Linked DNA regions of Mus musculus: region 1 is linked to region 2. Evidence: chromatin loops called from intact Hi-C (ENCODE). Cell type or tissue: left cerebral cortex. All regions are shown on one strand. Each heading gives the region's core, and the rest is flanking DNA. Links, peaks and the distances in the headings are about the cores only.

What was found. A loop is a pair of places that touch in the nucleus more often than their neighbours do. Peaks named below come from ENCODE experiments on the same cell type or tissue, not always from the same donor. Only the 100,000 strongest peaks of a DNase experiment are listed, where the experiment ranks them.
Region 1: a loop joins it to region 2, with 11 times the contacts of the local background. A loop is called at or near these places in 3 of 42 quality-filtered maps.

Annotation. Positions count from the first base shown.
Region 1 is chr19:21,422,540-21,430,539 of GRCm38, forward strand. It overlaps Gda (guanine deaminase), which reads right to left. Exons shown (of 14, transcript NM_010266.2): 3 at 5,940-6,111; 4 at 2,992-3,079; 5 at 459-564. Among named protein-coding and RNA genes, the nearest start is that of Gda, 46 kb to the right of the region's middle. In left cerebral cortex, for the core only: no CTCF peak of the experiment used is centred there; DNase peaks (open chromatin) are centred at 3,085, 4,580, 7,026 and 7,208; H3K27ac peaks cover 2,824 bases.
Region 2 is chr19:21,522,557-21,533,909 of GRCm38, forward strand. No RefSeq gene overlaps it. Among named protein-coding and RNA genes, the nearest start is that of Gda, 56 kb to the left of the region's middle. In left cerebral cortex, for the core only: no CTCF peak of the experiment used is centred there; DNase peaks (open chromatin) are centred at 1,656, 3,432 and 5,025; H3K27ac peaks cover 2,781 bases.

The sequences.
Region 1 (8,000 bases), core at 1-8,000, 100 kb before region 2:
GGGTATGTATAGATGACCCTCCACTCCTCCTGGGCAGCTCTGCTGAGCCTTGCAAACTAACCCACTTGGGGTCCTAGGCTTGTACTCTCCATGTTGTCTATCTATGAATCATAAATAGCCCTGCTGTGCTGAACTTGTGGTATAGCATGGATTATCCCTACCCTTTTGCAAGCAGATTGATTGGAGTCTTATCCTAGAACTGACACTGGTATATTTAGGGCACCTCCTTTGTATGTTGCATCTGGGAGAGGTGGCTTGACAACCAGCCACATTAGAGTCTTCGTGTGGACCAGCTGTGTTGTCTCTGTCCACACCATAGTTTGACATTGTCACCGTGCTCAGATCTCAACTGGGTCATAATGGTATCTACTTTCCCATCTTGATTTCAGACTCTATAAGGATAGCAGATAACTCATCTAAAATATAGATGAACCCCACCCCTCCCCTAGGCACACTACCTCTCTGTCTCCTTGACTGACTCCTCGGTGGTCTCCTTGTATTCTGGAACAGTATCATTCAAATCCATGCATACTTTGCCCACAAATGCTCGCTGCCCAAATTTATCTGTGAAGCAAACAGAGAAAGTATCTAAAAATGTGCTTTTTTAAAAAAAAAAATATCAAATTAAAATCATTCTAAAAAGTGAGAATGTTAAGAATTATCCCTCTGTCTTCACATGGTGACAATAACAAAGCCACTAAATTCAAAGAGTAGTCAACTGTCTTCCACCCAGACTCCATCGTATTCCCAGCCTGCCAGCAAATAATTGGGTATTTTACACTTCTTATTTTCGTTTTCCTTTTGGTTAAACAGTTTGTCCATGTTTCTACCAACGTTACAACTATCATGACATTCATTTTCCCTCATGGTACAAAGGGTAATAACTTCAGATCCTAGAAAATGCATTAATATTCCTTGATGTACCACCTCTCCTTCTTTTCCCTCGTTTGTTTGTCTATCTGCTCCTCTCCTGCCATCACCGGATCCAGGTCCCCTCCATGCATCTGCTGTTCCTTTTCTAGTTAAACGTAGCGTATAAAATGTTAAGAACATGGGTCCTGGGTAAGTGACTTGGCTTTGATTCCTTGCCCCTGTGATTATCTAAGATGGCAGCAACACTTGTGATTCTGTTCTAGGTACCAGACATTGTACAAAATACTCAGCCCTCAATGGCTGTCTGGCATCTACTGCTGACCCTCATAGCACAGACAGATTAACTAAGGCACAAAGATGTCCACATGCTGGGAAGCAGAACTGAGCCTAGGTCGATGACTCCACACATTTCCAAATCATGCTTATCTGAAATCTAGACTGCAGTGTCCCAGAGTCCTCTGCGCTGTGCAGGTTGATAAGAAAGACACAAAGAAAGATGCATAAGGCACATGGTTCCCAGATGCTCTGTCACAGTTCTCCCTAACCACAGCGGCATAGATACTGTTATCATCGACCGAATGCCTAACGGTGCTGGCAATGAAGGATCTTCATCAGATGGGCTGGAGGAACTCATATTTCAGTTGGGCTACATAGGTGGGGTTGTTCTACAATGTCTCCTTTGTTAACATTTTGTCTAAAGCTCCGCCCCACAGTTACCTGGCAACAGCTAGGCATGCCTGACTCACTCTAAAAGGGGCTGCTAGTCCCCTCCTCCCTCCCCCCCCCCTCTCTCTCTCTCTCTCTCTCTCCTTCTCTGCCTCTATTCCCCTCTCAACTTCCCTCCCCATACCCTGAATATACTCTATTCTATACTATACCTTTGTGTGGCTGGTCTCTCAGGGGAAGGGATGCCTCAGCATGGGCCCATGGAGGCATCCCCTTAAGCCACACCTCACCATACATCCATAAAACATATTCCCACTTTCTTTATCTTTTTATAAACACATCATCCTTGCTGTCATGAGTCTTTCAAAAGGCTTTCTGCTACTCTCTCCCTGGGGCTTATTTTAATATCTAGTCATCATCAGATGAATCCCTTAACATCATTCTCATTATGTCACTCACTGCCCTGAAGTCTTCTTTTGAGTCTCTGGTGTACAGTCAAGGCCCTCTGTGCTCTGAACCTCCTCACACTCCTCATTGTGCAATGCATCTGCCCCTTCCTTTGAACCATGCTATTTCCTGTCTCCATCATCAATATCCCTGCTCTAGGTCCCCTGTCCACCTCATTTCCTCACTTCAGTCTCTCCAGGTTTTGTCTTCCACTCAGTTAAAGGTCACTTCCATGGAGTCTTCCCAGATGGGCAGCCTTTGCCTCTTCTGAGAACTTTCATGATCATTTTCAGTGTCAGCAACTGGCCTTTGGTATGAGCTATCTTGGAACCCAACAGTGAGGCAAATACATTACCGGTCAACAGTACTTACCAAGTACCTGCTGTATGCCAGGCATTGACTTGGGTATGTGTGGAATCATCAGCCTAAATCTAGGCTCAGTTCTGCTTCCCAGCTATGTGGACATCTTGGTGCTCTAGTTAATCTATCTGTGTATCCATAGATGTCAGACAGCCATTTACGCTGAGTATTTTGTACAATACTCAGGTACATATAGCAGGTGTTACTACAAGTATTAATCAATGTGCTTAAGTGTCCTTTCTGGTTCTTTTAGGACAAAGATTTTTCTTCTAGTTCACTGCAGTGCTAGCATCAAGCACAATGCCCAGAATCTAGCTAACTGTCAAGACCTATCCATTGATTACAATATAACAAACTGTTGCCACAGCTACACTGATAAAGGTGCTCTAAAGAGCCCCAAATCAATATGCCAAATTCCTGATCTATAAATGTTATCCTGGAACCAGAACCCATATAGAAATAATTAAAGCATTTAAACAATAAAAATCCATTTAGGGCTCTAGGATATTCAGAGTCACTCACAAAGTGCAAATGCTCAAATTCTAGATCCAAAGGCACAGCTTCCCACTGAGTATAAACTCTCTCCAGGCATGCTCTGGTTGTCTTTGCTTGACATGCCCCTAAATCCTGCTTTTAGCTGCTCACCTGTAATTTCCGCAAGGATCAGGGATGAGTCAGTGTGAATTGTTCCAAAGTAGCAAGCCGTGGTGGTGCCGTTCTTCAGTGTTCTCCTCTAAAAATAAAGCACAAAAAAAAAAAAAAAAAAAATCCTGAATCGCATGTGCTCAGAAAAGTCACATGGCACACATGGATGAAAATAGAAGTCTGGTTTTTAATTTTAAGATGTGTTTATTTAAAGGTATGCCATCTTGATGTGGAAGAGACTAAGTAAATGGCAAAAGTATTTATACTCTAAAAGTGTGAGTTTAAGGAAAAGTTGGCGCTTCTCATTTTCTAGATTCGCATGGTTGGGTACCCAGAGGTCATAAAATGAGATGCCAGTTCTTTGGGATTGCGAAAGGCTATTTGGATTTTTATTAATCTATGAGTATGCAAGCGGGATCTTTGTTTCTGTATATGACGACGTAATATTATTTTCTGCTCCAACCTGGCAAGAACAATAATCATTATGTCTTCTCTCCTTAGTGAATTTTCACTTGCACCACAATAAGTGAGGGCAACATAGATTAACTGCCAAGAAAAACACAAGAAGAGACAACAGCAGAGGAAAACACAGAGAAGAGGCTGGAAGCCTGGGAAGAGGGAGGGCATTCGGGGAGCTAGCAGGACACTAGCTGGAGTCTGTACAGCCACATTCCCTCTGTGGAAGCTTCCTAACCATTCCTAACCTGTTCTGTGTATGGAATCATTCTCCTTAGAAACTGCTAATGTGGAAAGGGCACAAAATCCCGGGTAACAAGATGAAGAAAGGGTTTAAGTGGAGATCTAGCTGATGGCCAGGGTCCTGAGAACACTGAGTATGTCACTCCCACCACCCCTGAAAAGGCTGAAGAATCCCTTCCTAAAGAAATCGAGTCACTGGAAGGTGTGTTCTCCCAGTGACACTGAAGCCAGTGTTCGCTCCCTCCGGAGTTCATCCTGTAAAGAGGTTTATCAAGCAGTGCTGATGTGGGTAAGAGGAAAGTCCTCCAGCCTTGGTTCTCATGAAGAAAAGCTTCAATTGGAGGAGAATCTGCAGTTTCAAATTGGACTACATTGAGCTAAAAACACTAGGAAACTCAGACATCTATGCTAAGCATAGTCACGTGACAAGACAGGGAGAACCCAAGGAGGGCAGGGGTGGGGGTGGGGAGTGCCAACTCTCTTAAGCGGAGGTCAATTCCACCCGAATCTCCGTTAGCATGTGTAGGTCTGCTCATAAGCAGAACCACAGGACATGTCTGGAACAGACCAGCTTAGAAACTCACTGAATTTAAATACCTACATAAAGAAATATGTTATGTATGTTGCCTGAAGGACATTGATGCTCCATCTCAAGTGTAAAGAACTGCTATAATGCAATTTCCCTTTATTTTTCCTCTCTTCTTCCTCCTCTTCCTCCTCCTTCTACCCATAATCATCTTTACAAATGTATTTTGACACCATATCCACCCACATTCAGTTAGCAATGTTAGAATTTTTTTAACTTCAGTGTAAGGAATACATATGCTTTTATCCCCTCAAAAATGCAGCTCTCAAAAATCACACACACAGTGGATTTTATTTCTGATTTCCCTGTCTACATCGTATGCTAGAAGCATAGAGCTAAATCTGTAACAGGTTCTACCAAGACTGCACATTGACTTTGGGGTTTTATTTCTCCATTCCCCTCTTTTTCCCTCTGCTGTGATTTGATGACTCATTTTCTTTTGTTTCATACTATGCAATTTTAAGCCATTTCAAACCCTTTTTAGAACAATGGGAGGTATAAATACATTTTGAGGATAAAGATTTGGCGTGGTTAACACAATTCATTAGCACCGTGTGCTAGCCAATTCATAACGAGCTTTTAGCCTGAAAAGTTTTTCTAGTGTCACATGGATGCAGGCTAAAATATAAGTCCCACAATTATAATTAAGTAAGACAAAGGAATGAATATAAGCACTCGCTTCTATTCTTTAAGACTGGAATGATACTAGCAGGAAGACTAAGGCTTGTTCCTTGCGAAGGTGCATAGCCAGTACCATAGAACTACCAGGATGTCCAATCAGAATCCAGAAACGTAGTTCATAGTGTTCCCTGCAAAAAGCGAGGCCAGATGAAAGCATTTGTATTGTGCCTTCTTTACTGCTGTTGGTTTTCCAGTGTCTGAGTGTGCTCTCATTCTAGAGCTAATTTTTATGAAGGAGGAAAAGGTAGGGACATTTCAACATGTAGTGGGCACACACTGCAGTCACTGCCCAGGGGCTGAATTAGCTCTACTGTTCCCACTAATGCTGTTGGCCCTCACATCACATCCCCACCTGTTCTGCGATGTGGAACCATCCCGTCTTCCCTCCTCAAAAACCTCCTGAAACAATGTGCTTTCTTCCTAAATGTAATTTGAACTTTATTTTTTCTTGAACATTAAACAGATAGATAGATAGATGATAGATAGATAGATAGATAGATAGATAGATAGATAGATAGATAGATAGATAGATAGATAGAGTTCTTACCATATGCTAGGTACTATTTTAAGGACCCCACAAATGTTAACCTGGTATATAACAATTCCATGAAATAGGTAGTATCATTAACTCTGAGTTTTATAGATGGGCACAGTGAGTCACAGAGCCTTTTAAAGGTCACACAGATATTCCACATGGTCCTCAGAACCATGTCCTCAGGGGATTATGGCTGCAGTGAGAGAAAGTGCCCAGAAGACAAGAGTTAAGGAATGCTATAGAATCCACCAGGCTGAGACCTAAAACTCAAATTCTCTCCTTGTCACTGTGAGGGTAGGGTAGTCAATGGAGTATGAAAAGAGCTAAAACCGCTGCAGTCCTTGCCAACCTTAATGTCCTCAGTTTGATATCTGAAGTCTGGTCTTAGAAATGAATGTTTGCATAGATGAACAGGCATTACACAGGACAGGCACACAGAATACTCACAACAACTCTAGTGTAGACTTCTTCAGCCACATCAGTGCTCCGGAACCTTTGTTCTGTGGGAAATGTATACTTATTCAGCCACTCCAAAAGCGGCAGGTCAACGTTGCTTCCAGCAAAGGCATACTGAGGGGCATGGATGTGGGTATCAACAAGGCCTGGCATGAAGAACTCACTGAGAAGTGAGAAGAAAAGGAAAACATTGAACAGCTTCCTTAGACAAGGGTTTCACTTATCTTACAATTGTACAACTCAAAGTTTTCTTATTTTTAAGTAAAATGTTCTGCTAAAAGAGAGAGAGAGCGCCTAAGTTTCGATATGTACAGTTCCAATCAGAGACAGTGAAGGAAAGGAAAACAGAAGTGCACAGAAGCCAAGCCACTGTAGCAGAAGAAAAGAGAGGGGGGCATGGCCACATCTATGACTCTGTTTTCACAACTTGACAGAGAACAGAGGTGGGGTGGGGTCTTCAAGCCTCAAGATTTGGACTGAGGGACAGACACACATGTAACTGAAGGGGACTAAGGATAAGAAACAGTGATTTAAGGCTCAGTGGCTCTCTTCATCTTAGAAGACTGTAAGAAATCCTGTTCTCCACATATTTAAAGGCTGAACTCTCAACAGAAGCACCAGGAACATGCATGCCTGGGCTGGTTTGAGATCCTTGATCTTTGCCAGGAAAGTGTAGAAATGAGCTGTTGGTCTGAAGGTGAGGTACTGAGGAGGGTGTGATGCTGTGACCACCATCCAAGCTTCTTTGCTGCTTCTCTTCTTTTTGAGACAGGATTGTGTTGTATAGCCCCTGCTGGCATTGGACTCATATTTCTCCTCCTTCTACCTTCTGAGTGCTCAGATGACAAGCATACACCACTATGCACACCTTCCTACTTCTGATCAGCTGAGCCCCACCCCCAACCCCCGCCCACCAAGCCACATTTCTTTCTATTCTTATGGATATTTTGGATAGATATTTTTAAGTTGTCAGAAGCACTCTCCACAGAAGGGAGACAGCCCAATGCTAGTAGACACAGATGAGCTAATTCAGTTCCCTTGGGTAGTCATTGTACCATCTCATCCGAACATTTATCTATTAATACATGCTATATATACTCCATTACTGTCACTACAGCAACTGAAGAATCACCCAACGAACCTGAACTCAACACTCGACACCACAAGAAAAAAACATCCCTTAGCCAGCAAATAAAATGTATCCATACATCTAGAAGTAAGATACAGCCATGAGCAGCTTTAAAATGTTCTATTTTAGGAAGGGAACTAGAAGTGGTATGCAGCTGCAGTTATTACGGCTAACGCTGAATGCGCGCATGTCCTGGAACTGGGCACAGCATCCTCTGAGCATCGTGCCACTTGTGGTAGGCATCTTGCTATAACAGTTACATACATACAGTCTAGATGAGGCTCTCTGAGTGAGGACTCACCATTAACCAGCAGTGAGACATGTGTCATGTGATCCAGTCTCTCTGAATCTCTCTCTCTCTCTATCTATCTCTCTCTTTTATTTTTTACTGTATAAAAAAATAAGCAAAGTGTCATGACCACAAAATTGTGGGGAAGACTGAGTTACAGGATGCAAGGGTGGTGCCTAGCAATGGCAAAAAGCATCAGTAAGTGCTGCTGGTGGTGAAAAGGATGTTCTGGAGTAGGCAAGTAGCATCCTCATCTGTATCACAATAAATGTAAGCTCAGGAAGTGTCCTTGGTAGCTTATGAGCTTGGGAGGGCAGCTTTGACATTGACTGCTACCTTGTAGGCTCAGCATTCTTGTTCACTACCCTCTAGGTGACAAAGAACAGTGACAACTCGTGAATAAGAAGAGAGCCTACAGTGTGAAATGTGTCAGTCACTGTCCTCTCTAAGTACCTTTGTCTTTGATGCTCATACTCTCTTTACCACCACAAAGTGAAGCAGCTTTGAGTTCACCTGCAGTCATGTGATCTTCAATCATGTTTAGGAAGCTCAGTTAAGACTTGTGGGGAGTCTACAGAGAAATAAGGCCTCTTCTTGTCTTCAGAGACTTTATAATAGTTCAAGATGTTAGGGG
Region 2 (11,353 bases), core at 1-8,000:
TCGGTAAGGAAGTGGGGTGCCTTGAGGAAGAATAAATATGACCAAGTACATTATAGAAAATTCTCAAAATACTAATTTTAAAAATGGAGAGAAAAGTGATGAACACATTTAGCTAGCACTAAAATGCAAATTCAAATTGCTTTGAAAGTCTGTGTCTACCCCAGGTAGAAAGGCTGTCATGAAGAAAACATGCTGGCAAGGATACTGGGAATGGAGAACTGTCACCCTGTGCTATTGGAATATAAATTGATCCAGCTACTATGGAAATCAATATAGAGATTCATCAGATAACTGAAATCAGGACTACAGTATGTCCTAGTCATTCCATGCCTTTGTGTATCACCAAGCAATCCCAAGTCAGCATGCTACAGTCATGCTTTCTCTGAGCTAACTGCTGCACAGCAACCAAGACATGGAACTACCCTTGTTAAGCATCAAGAAAAATGAGTTGACAAAGAAAATATGATGCATGAGCGCAATGGAATTCTATTGAGCTGTACGGAAAAATCAAGATCTGTGGGGCAATGGACCATGCCAGGTAACCTGGTAAGGTTGAGGATGGAAGGCATTCCAGCTACTCTAGATCAGGTCCCTGTGACCACGGCACCTTATGGAGAGGACCATGACAATCAGTCATGTAGGGCCAGCACCCTGAAGCCTCCCCACATCCAGATGAGGCATCCCTAATCTCAGACGAAGCCCAGAGAAAGCATCTGTTGTCAGACCCCAACCCACAATATATATAAAGACCCTGTACAGGAGGAGGAAAGAGGGGTGTGAGAATGACTTCATCAAAGCTCATCTCAGGGCTTCTGTCATGTAAGAACTGTAACACTGTTTTGGGAAGAGAGTTCTCTCCCAAAGCTTTCACTGAAGGTAACTACTTGAGCTTACCAAGGTCACTTCCCATCCTGGGTCCTGACTGTCTGAGCCCCCACTGGGTAACCACACTGTATGGGCACTTCTGCCAGCTACTGTAGCTCTCTTAATAACAGTGGCTGCCTCTATTCAACTCCCCTCCCCCCCTTTCCTTGGCCACTCTAACCAGGCCAAAAGCCTCACAGATCTCCACCGATAGTGTCCAGAATACAGACCAATAGAGATCCATGCCGTTTTCAGGAAAATGGATTGGACAGGAGATCATTGTGTTAAAGGAAATAAATCTGATTCAGAGAAATATCATGCTTTCTTTCAAGTGGAATCCATATTTAAATATGTACTTACTTGTGTGGGAAGGGGATATAAAAGTAGAAGAGGATTGTGTGAATAGAAGGCTAAAAGGGGGAACAAGAGAGGGGCCTGGAATATGAATGACATGAAAGCAGAGAGGGGGATGCTCAGGAGAAAGACAAGCAAGAGATCAAAGTGGGGCTTCGGGAAGGAATAAAAACAAACCATAATGATATATATGTATAAAGGTGTTGCGATTGAATTCATTGCTTTGCATGTTAACTTAGGAATCCATTTTTAAAATCAAAATAAATAAGCAAAACATCAATATTTTCTAAGGAGTAAGATCAAACCCAATTGTTAAGATCACAAGGTCCAGTAAAGTCTCTCCCTCTTATAGCTCTTCTCTGGAATTACAAGCTCTCACTACCATGCTTGGTTTATGTGGGGGCGGAACCCAGGCCTTTGTGCTTCCTAGCTAAGTACTCTGCTGTTGGGAGCGACCCTGTTTGAATGTTATCTGCCTTGTCAGCCATAAGTGCGTACTTACAAAGTCTTGGCCTTAGTGGAAAAGTACTAGCTTAGTTGAGATTTCTGTGGGAAAAAGTTGAGGCCTCTATGGGAAAGTGCTACCCCCAGTTAAGAACAAATAGCTATAGATCTTGTGGACAGGGACCTAGCAACCCATTCTGTTCTGTTCCTCTTGCTGAACTCTTTAACTAGCCAATATCCTGCTTTTGGGAACAGGTGTGTTCTCCCAGAAACAAAGCGATTCTGCGTCATCCCCCTCCCCATACCCTGCTTCTGGGGGCATAAAACCTGCCTGGGAACAATAAAAATTTGGCAGCTTGATCAATCAGACTTGCTGTCCATTCTTGTGTTTCTCACCTTTCATTCTCTCCACATTCCCAGACCCTGTTGGACTGTCCTGCGGGCCAAGACACTCTGCCAACTGACCTCCACCCCAGCCCTTCTCTGAGTATTAATAACTACTTTTAGTACCAATATAAAATACTATCATCCTGGGAAATTTGTTTCCTCACCTATGAATTTAAAAGGATTCTGATTTGGCTCACAAGTATTAGAAATTAAATAGCCCCGGCAATTTCTGTTGAATAAAGTCATGCGTATACCCCATTAAACATTAAAGCACCTGTATCGGTGGCTCTCAGCCTTCCTAATGCAGCTTCCTCATGCTCTGGTAACTCCTCCACCACAATTATTTTGTGGCTACTTTATAAGTGTATTTTTGCTGCTATTATAAATCATAATATAATTATCTTATATGCAGGAGAGCTAATATGTGATTCTAGGGTCATGACCCACAGGTTGACAACCTCTGGCCCAACTCCTCCTCTTCATGCTCCTGGTGGTAGCATTGTGTTGAATCTCAGCCAGAAGGCTTTCCTGTCCAAGTATCCTTCCTCTCATGTGCCTCTAGGAATCCATTGAAATCTTAACACCTTTTATCTTTCTCCTACAATTCTGAGGCTTCGGTCAAACTCTAAGCCTCCAAAAATTTTGATCCTGACTTCCTGAATCCAGCACCACTTAGAACTTGCTAGATAGTGGGAGGTAAGAGAAAATGTAGCCAGACGATGAATTATCTGGGAAATAGCATCTAAATATAAAAAGACATAAGTTCTTTATATGTATCTAGATTTAAAGGAAATTAATATATATTATGACTTATGATGATATATGGTATATAATTAATATAAAATATATAATAATATATTAACATATAGTTATTTATGTGTCTAAATTTAAAGGAAAAATTTGGTGTCACTTTTATAACTTAGGAGTATTTGACAAAATCCTTCAGTTTGGCAGACATGCAATGGAATGCTGAGTGATTAACTTTATTTATGGGAGGAATGCTTTGATAACTATCTACCTGAAGGTAGATCTCACAAGCATGAAATGACTTAGAATGGGCAGAGCAGAGGCAATGAGGGCAATGCTCTGTGTTGTGCAGGCCTCCAGCAGCACCAACAAGAGGCAGCAGAACAGACAGACAGTAGGCCAGCACTGAGGAATTCATTTTTCTAGTTACTTCTAGGTATGAAAATATTGGAAGATAAAGGACTGTGGGAAATATCTTGGCTTTCCCTTTCCAAGATGCTCTTGGCTACTAAGTTGGTGTTCATGTAGAAGACATCTGCTTGTAGGTTTCAGAAGAGAGATGAAATAAGAATATAGCATAAACCGCCTGCCCCCAACTCCATGCTTTGCCAGCCATTACCAGTACACGTGGGTGTTGAGTTGGTAGCAGTCCCGGACTTCCTAAAAGCAGAGATGGCTCTCGGTTAAAAACAGCAACTCGGGGATGCATTTAACTACCCTTCATTCCATGGAAGTGTTCTGTGGAGATGGCCTGTAAGATGCTGTGAGCAGAGAACCTCTTACAGCATCATTGGTGGTTACTGAGAAAGAAAGGAGTCTGGCAAGTGCATGAAGATGGAACCATGAGGGAAAGGCTTCTAAGCAGTCTGGAAGGCACATAGAAAGGGACTTGGCTAAAAATGTGACTCTAACCCTCTGTGCAGTCGTGGGGCTCAAGTATAAGTAAACAAAGGAAGATACACAAATCAACCCCCTAGATCATTTCCTTGTCCACTAGCCCCACTAGCCCCACGATGAGCAGGCACCAGAGATCCTCCTGAGACCTTCCATGGACTCTGAGTGCTGAGTTGGGAAACCAGTGAAGACACCAACAACAACTCTTTCCAAATAAAGGAAACTCTGCTGGAAACAGGCTGGGCCCCCTGTCCCAGATAATCCCAGCCACCCCATCAATGTTCAGAGAGATCTCACTGAGCAGAGCATATACTCTTGTTTTCTTTCTTACCCTTAGACGACTAGATTTCTGAACCAGAAAAAAAAAATACATTTTAATTTATAAGTACAGTAAGTTGAAGAGTGTCCCCTTTATCTTAGTTGACCTGTAACTTTAAATATGTGTAATCTCTGTAAAATCTCAAACCATGATTATTGGACAAGGCATGGCCTCCCTCTTTAACTGGGGAAGTGGCAAGAAATCACAAAAGACACTGGTCAAACAGGGCACTCATATCAGAGATATTGGGAAGAGCGATGCTGAACAGTCCCTATCTGAAATGGCGGACTCCTCTGAGGAATGGAGGAGCGCTTCACCCACTGGACATCGGGATAAAATCTCATAAATTAGAAGGAAATGGAAATACAGAAAAGATTGGAATACAGAAAGAAAGACTGGAAAATGTAACACCTGTCAGAGGTTGGGGTGGTGGGGAGGGCATGCTCCCCTGAGAGGCGGAGGCGAAGCGGGAGGATCACAAGTTTAAGGGCAGCCTCACTACTTATCAAGTTCAAGGCATTCCTAGGCAGCTCTTCTTTGAAATGAGACCCTGTTTCAAAGAAGGGAAAAGAGAGGAGAGGGGACAGGAGAGAGGACAATGGAGGAGAGGACCGGGGAGGGCAGAGGAAAGGACAGGAGGGGAGAAGAGATAATGTTGAATATGGGACACCTTTTGCAGCAATGGAGATAGGACCCAGGGCCTGGAGCATGCTCTGCAAATAATTTATCTCCACAGCACATGTGTCCCTTTGGCACAGGACTTTTTCGAATATATAATTTTTGCCAAATAAATTTAAACATAAGTAAAACAACTTGTCTGAAATTACACCTTTCGTTAGGAGACAGAGCATTAATTTGAAACTTTGAAGCTTCTTTAAAATAAACAGGAAAGCTTCGCATTTATTTAAAGAATTCCCATAACACTGAGAACAAACCTGACCCAAATAGCAAATATATACACTACTTGCACACACACACACACAAAAAAAAAAAACACCATGCAGATTTAGTTCACTCAGTATAGACAGAAAAAGCTGAAGTGAAACAGCAGAGAACCCAATGCTAAAATAAAACCACACAGCATGACAGTGTGTATCTCAATCATGCAGGGATCACTCTGAAATCGCCAAAAAAAATATATATATATAATAGAAGATCAAAGTATTTAAAGACAAAATCCATAGTTATTTTGGTAGACTTGATATCAAGGACAGATGATTATGTAAATCAACATTTGTTGATGAAAACTAGGGAAACACTAAGCCTGGTTTCTTTTCCAAAATGTGATCATGCAGGATTTAACTCTTAGCACCCTGAAAGCAAAGGGGCAGCCAGGACTGACACTAGGGAATACCAAGATATAACTCTGTGGAAATGGGAGGTGTTCTTACTTAATTAACAAAAATAAACAAAATTACATTTTACAACCATTAAATTAAATTATGAAGTTTTAACCTTCGCCTTCCTTCCTTTAACTTCACACTCTCTCTCTTTTGCAAAGTATCCCTTCAAGACCAGAAAGTGCTTCCCAGAAAGACCTGGTGTGCTGTGATTCTCACCTGTAATCCCAGTGTTTAGGAAGCTGAGGCAGGGGTTGTAGAGATGGCTCAGTGGTTAAGAGTACTGACTGCTCTTCTGAAGGTCCTGAGTTCAAATCCCAGCAACCAAATGGTGGCTTACAACCATCTGTAATAAGATCTGACACCCTCTTCTAGAATGTCTGAAGACAGCTACAGTGTACTTACATGTAATAAATAAATAAATCTTTAAAAAAAGAGGAAGACGAGGAGGAAGATGAGAAGGAAGACGAGGAAGCAGCAACAGCTAGGGCAGAAGAACTGGTGGAACTTGAAGCCAAAACCCACTAGTTGATCCTGCAGAGGACCCAAATTCGATTGCACTTTTTGGGCCTCTGTGGGTACTGGGCATGAGTAGGGAGCCTAGAAATTCTGCTCAAGACACCCAAGACCATGATCTCAACACAAGCAGATTTATTTTTCCCCAGAGGGACAGAGTACAGGCTAAGGGACAAAGACATGAGATAGAGGAAGAGGGAGAAGGTGAAGGGAGAGGGAAGAAGGGAGTAGGGAGAAGGATGAGGGGTATTCATTTCAGAGGAAAAAAAAAAACTGTTTCTGGATAAAGAGAAAACAGACATGGCCCAAAATCAAATGATGGTTTATAAAGGAGGAATGGGAAATTCCATGTTAGGATGAGGGTCTTAATTTTAGTTGGTCACTGTTAATTAGGTGAACCAAAGAGGGCTTTTGATTGCTGGACTTCAGTGCTGTGATAGCTGGACCTTGGTAGTCAGCCTCAGGAGAAAGAAGTAGCCAAATAAGGGAATAGACCATGGTGGCCAGCTTTGGGAATGTAATCTAATGGGCTTTAGCAAAGGGCACCCGGGAGAAGGGCAAGGCCGGCGAGAGCTGTGTGCCATGCTTGGGCTGGCCAGAACCCCTTCACATTTCAAGTGGTACACAAACATATATGCAATCAAAATACTCATGTACGTTAAAATTAAAAATCTATCTTTTTTTTAAAGAAGGAACCAAAGGAGGATTAAGAAGGAAAAGAGCAGGCAGGAAAGAGGGAGAGAGCGGGAGGGTAACAGGGAGGGAGGGGGAACACATGCTAACTAATTCTGCTGTGTTCTTATGGCTCCTGCTTGATCTATCAAGAATTAATTCCTAAGAATTAATTCCTAAATAATTGTTGTTATTATTATTAAATATTAAAATCATTAAATAATGTTCCTACACAACAATTAAATAGTTAATAATTAAAGGATCTCTCCCATACAGCAGAGAAGATATTGATGATCATCATCATGTTTAAGCTGATCTTAAATCCTGTCAGGAATAACAAATATGACACAGACAAGCTAAAGTTTCTTATTTTGTTTTTGTTTTGTTTTGTTTTGTTTTGTCTGGGATGATTGGAATACGCAAAAAAAGAAAAGTGTGGTCAGATGTCACTTCCAGAGTTCACTGCAAGGACTGTCTGTATGAGAGCCATAATCATATGAATCAAGACATACATGAAGAAGGGACTTGTTGCCTATTACCCCTGTAGCTCCATAACAACATATTTGTCAGACAGGGCTCAAAGGGCAGATAATCCTAAAAACCTGAGTTCCGATTCCCCAGAGCCCATGTCAAAGCCCAATGCATAGAATGCATCTATAACTCCAGCACTCCTGTGGGAGGTGGGAGGCAAAGACAAGAGAATTTCTAGAGGCTAGCTGGTCGGCTAGTCTGATGTACATAATAGTGAGCAACAAGAGAGACCATCTCAAACAAGGTGGAAAGAAGAACTGACACCAGAGGTATCTGACCTCCACCCATGTGCCACAGCATGCATGCACCTGAGCACATGAACACACACAAACACACATACACACACATACACACACAAGGACATGCAGATGCATACACATGCACATATACATATGCACACTCACACAAAAACACAGACAGACATAAGCACAAACATGCATATACATGCACACATCTGCACACTCACATGCAGATACACATGCATATACACATATGCACATTCACATGCACACACATATACACACAGACATACACACAGACATTCATGTATGAACAAATGCATATATATACATGTACATGCATACGCACAGGCATGCTCACATGCACATTCACAAATATACACACAGACATACATGCATGTACAAATGCATCCACATGCACACACATGCATACAAACAGACACACACATGCACACACATAGACACATATGTGCACACAAACATGCATGCATAGACCCATAGGTATACACATATGCACTTGTACACACACTCATGGACATACATGAACCCATGCAAGCACACACACACAGAAGGAATATGCTGGTCAGCAAGGGCAGGTAGTGACCTAGTGTGTCACCCATAGCTTAGTATGTTATGTTGACAATTCCAAGTGCAAAAAGCAAAATCCAAAGCCTTGATAGCTCAAAAACATAGCTTTTCATAATTTTTCCTTGTAATTTATGTTTCGTGCACATGAATGCACAACGTGTTTTCTTCTTACAGCTGAGCTATTCTTAGGCAAGATTGCTGAAAGCAGGGACTAGGTGATTGAAAGGGGGCAGGCTCAACAGGGAAGTTTAGCTAATTTTAACAGGAGCTGCCTTGACCCAATAGACTCACAAACATCACCCTTGGAGAAGTGCCCTCCCTTAGCGGGCCCCTCCCTCTCCTTGCTCTCCTTTCTCAGCTACGCCTCCTCTCCCACATGAAATCCTCTTTTTCTCCTTTGTGTTTTATTTTTTGTTCAGTTTTGAACCTTCATTAAAAATATGTGCATATAAGACTTTTGCTAGTTGTGAACCCTAAGAGCACCCAAGGCCCATAGTCAAGGCAACCCATACTTTAATGCTATATTTTAAAAGTCAAAGCTAGATATGACAAAGAAAATATGGCACTCTTCAATAAGGACAGGATCTGGCCCTGCCTGCACTTTTACATCACAGATGCATTTGTCTCAGTCTGGCCTCAAGCCCTGATGTATTTATGATTACAGGAACTGGCCCGAGGGCTATCATCTGCCCATTTCATATTTTTAAATACAACATCAAAGGGCAGTTTATCTTGAACACTGTTGTCACCCCCTTGAATTTTGCAATTAAGGTGAAGGTCTTGCTTGCCTTTCCCAAACCTATCCTGCCCATTGTCCAGTTTATGATGTAAAAAAAAAAAGTATAAATAAATTATAAATTTTTAAAACTTGAACATCTTATGCTATGACATGTTATTTTTCTTTGACTTAATATTTGGCTGTCAGAGACTCCCCTGTGCCTACTTGAGCAGCTGCGGTTCATTCATCTCTGTGGTCCATTTTGTCCCTTCATAAGGCTCTCTATCATGGTTTAGTTGTCCATATTTTTATCCCAAGAAGTGGGTTGTCAGCACTTATTGTGGGTTTGAACCTTGCTTCTGTGAACATTCTTGAATACATCATCTGTCTACAAGCAAAGGGTTTCTGTAGGCTCCTGGACAAAAGAAATTACCTGCTCCCCAGGTGTGGGAAGCCGCAAACGCCATTACAAGATGGCGCTGGTTTCAACCAATTATGCACATTACAACCAATGTGCGCATGTGCATAAGAGTTTTTTGCCGAGTCACTGCCTGGCCCGACGCATATTAATGAGGTACTGTTAGCATAACCAATCAGGTATGGACACGTCACTCCTAGGCCTATATAAGCAGCACCATTTCTGGGCTCTGGGTCTTCCTCTTCATGCTGAAGTTAGTGTAATAAAGCATTGCTGCAGAAGGATCCGGTTGTCCGCGTGTGTTCTTGCTGGCGAGACGATAGCGTGCGCAACACCCAGGAGTGTACTACTTGATAATTGATACTTATGAACTAATGCTATCTTCTAATCCCAAATGCTTGGACAATTTGCACTACACAATCTACCCCAACCAAGACTTTCTGTTGCTTATCAAGCCTAAGGAAACTTCTCTAAAGATTTGACTAGCACAGATGTCTCATTTGTGTTTTTTAAATTAATTTCTATTTCTATGATTAAAATATGAATACTTGGGCAGGAGAGAGATGGCTCAGTGGTTAAGAGCACTGATGCTCTTCCAGAGGTCCTGAGTTCAATTCCGTGAGCAACCACATGGTGGGTGGCTCACAACCATCTGTAATGGGATCCAATGCCCTCTTCTGGTGTGTCTGAAGACAGCTACAGTGTACTCATATAAAATAACTAAATACATATTATTTTTTTAATGTGAATACTTAAAAATTTCACACTTTCTCTTACACATTAAAAACAAAAGTCAGAAGCTCAAAGTTGTATGAGGCTGAACTGCTGAAGTTAAGTCCAGGTTCTGCCGCCCAGCCCCATGCTCCCAGAAATAAGACTCAGACTCAAATTATAGTTACAAATACCTTGACTATATAGCTAGGCTCTTCTCTGAGTAGATCATAACTAAAGACACCTGTACTGGCTAGTTTTGTGTCAACTTGACACAGCTGGAGTTATCACAGAGAAAGGAGCTTCAGTTGAGGAAATGCCTCCATGAGATCCAACTGTAAGGCATTTTCTCAATTAGTGATCAAGGGGGAAAGGCCCCTTGTGGGTGGGACCATCTCAGGGCTGGTAGTCTTGGTTCTATAAGAAAGCAGGCTGAGCAAGCCAGGTGAGGCAAGCCAGTAAAGAACATCCCTCCATGGCCTCTGCATCAGCTCCTGCTTCCTGACCTGCTTGAGTTCCAGTCCTGGCTTCCTTGGTGATGAACAGCAGTATGGAAGTGTAAGCCGAATAAACCCTTTCCTCCCCAACTTGTTTCTTGGTCATGATGTTTGTGCAGGAATAGAAACCCCGACTAAGACAAATTGGTACCAGTGGAGTGGGGTATTCCTGTGACAACCTGACCATGTTTTGGGGAGGACTGTGGAAGGACTTTGGAACTTTGGGCTTGAAGATCCATCCATTGTTAAGACCTCTGTCGGATGTTGTGTAGGAGCTTGGAAGATAATGTTGAGAACACTGCAGAAGTTGGAGCTCTGGTGTGTGAAATTTCAGAGGGAAAATTAAAGACTCTTTTCAGGGCCATTTCTGTTTTGATTGTGAAGATTCTGTAGTTCTGGTTAGCTGGGGCTGAAGAATCAGCTGTGATTAACAAGATACCAGAACTACTAAAGCAAAAACTTTGCATTACTGGGACTATTGATGCTGGTTAGCTGGAGCTAAGAAATTAGCGGTGATTAAGAAGAGACCAGCATCATTGAGGTGACATCTTCTGGGAAGTATTTTCTGAAAGCACAGTGGCTGTGTTCCAGATATAGCCAAAGTTGTACCTTGTGCTGTGGCTGGACTTGGTAATGTGTAAGGGTCACCCAGGTGGTACTGGTTTTGAAGGCATGAAGGAGTTGAGCAGAGCAGCTGAGGCTTGGCACTGTGAGAGGCCATGGAAGGCCATTGGTGAAAGTGCAGCCTCAGTTGCAATTGATGGCCCAGGACTGAAGGGGTCATGCAGTGTTTTGGAGATGCCAGTACCATGAGATGACCACCAAGAGCAGCAGCAGCAGTGGAGTACAGGCATCTGGAGCCTAGAGGATGACTCGTGTGCTACAAAGGGCCTGGCTGGAGAAGTGACCCAAGCCCTTGGAGGAGCCCAGAAGATCGTGAGTTGGATCCCAGACATTGGACAGTTGGAGATTGACTTTTGCTTTTGATTGTGACTGTGCCCTGATATTTTCCCTCTTGAAGGAAGAAACTGTTTTAGTGGAGCCCACAGTTAAGAGACTTTTAATTGTAAAAAGACTTTGGATTTTAAAAGAGATGGATATTTTAAAGAGATTG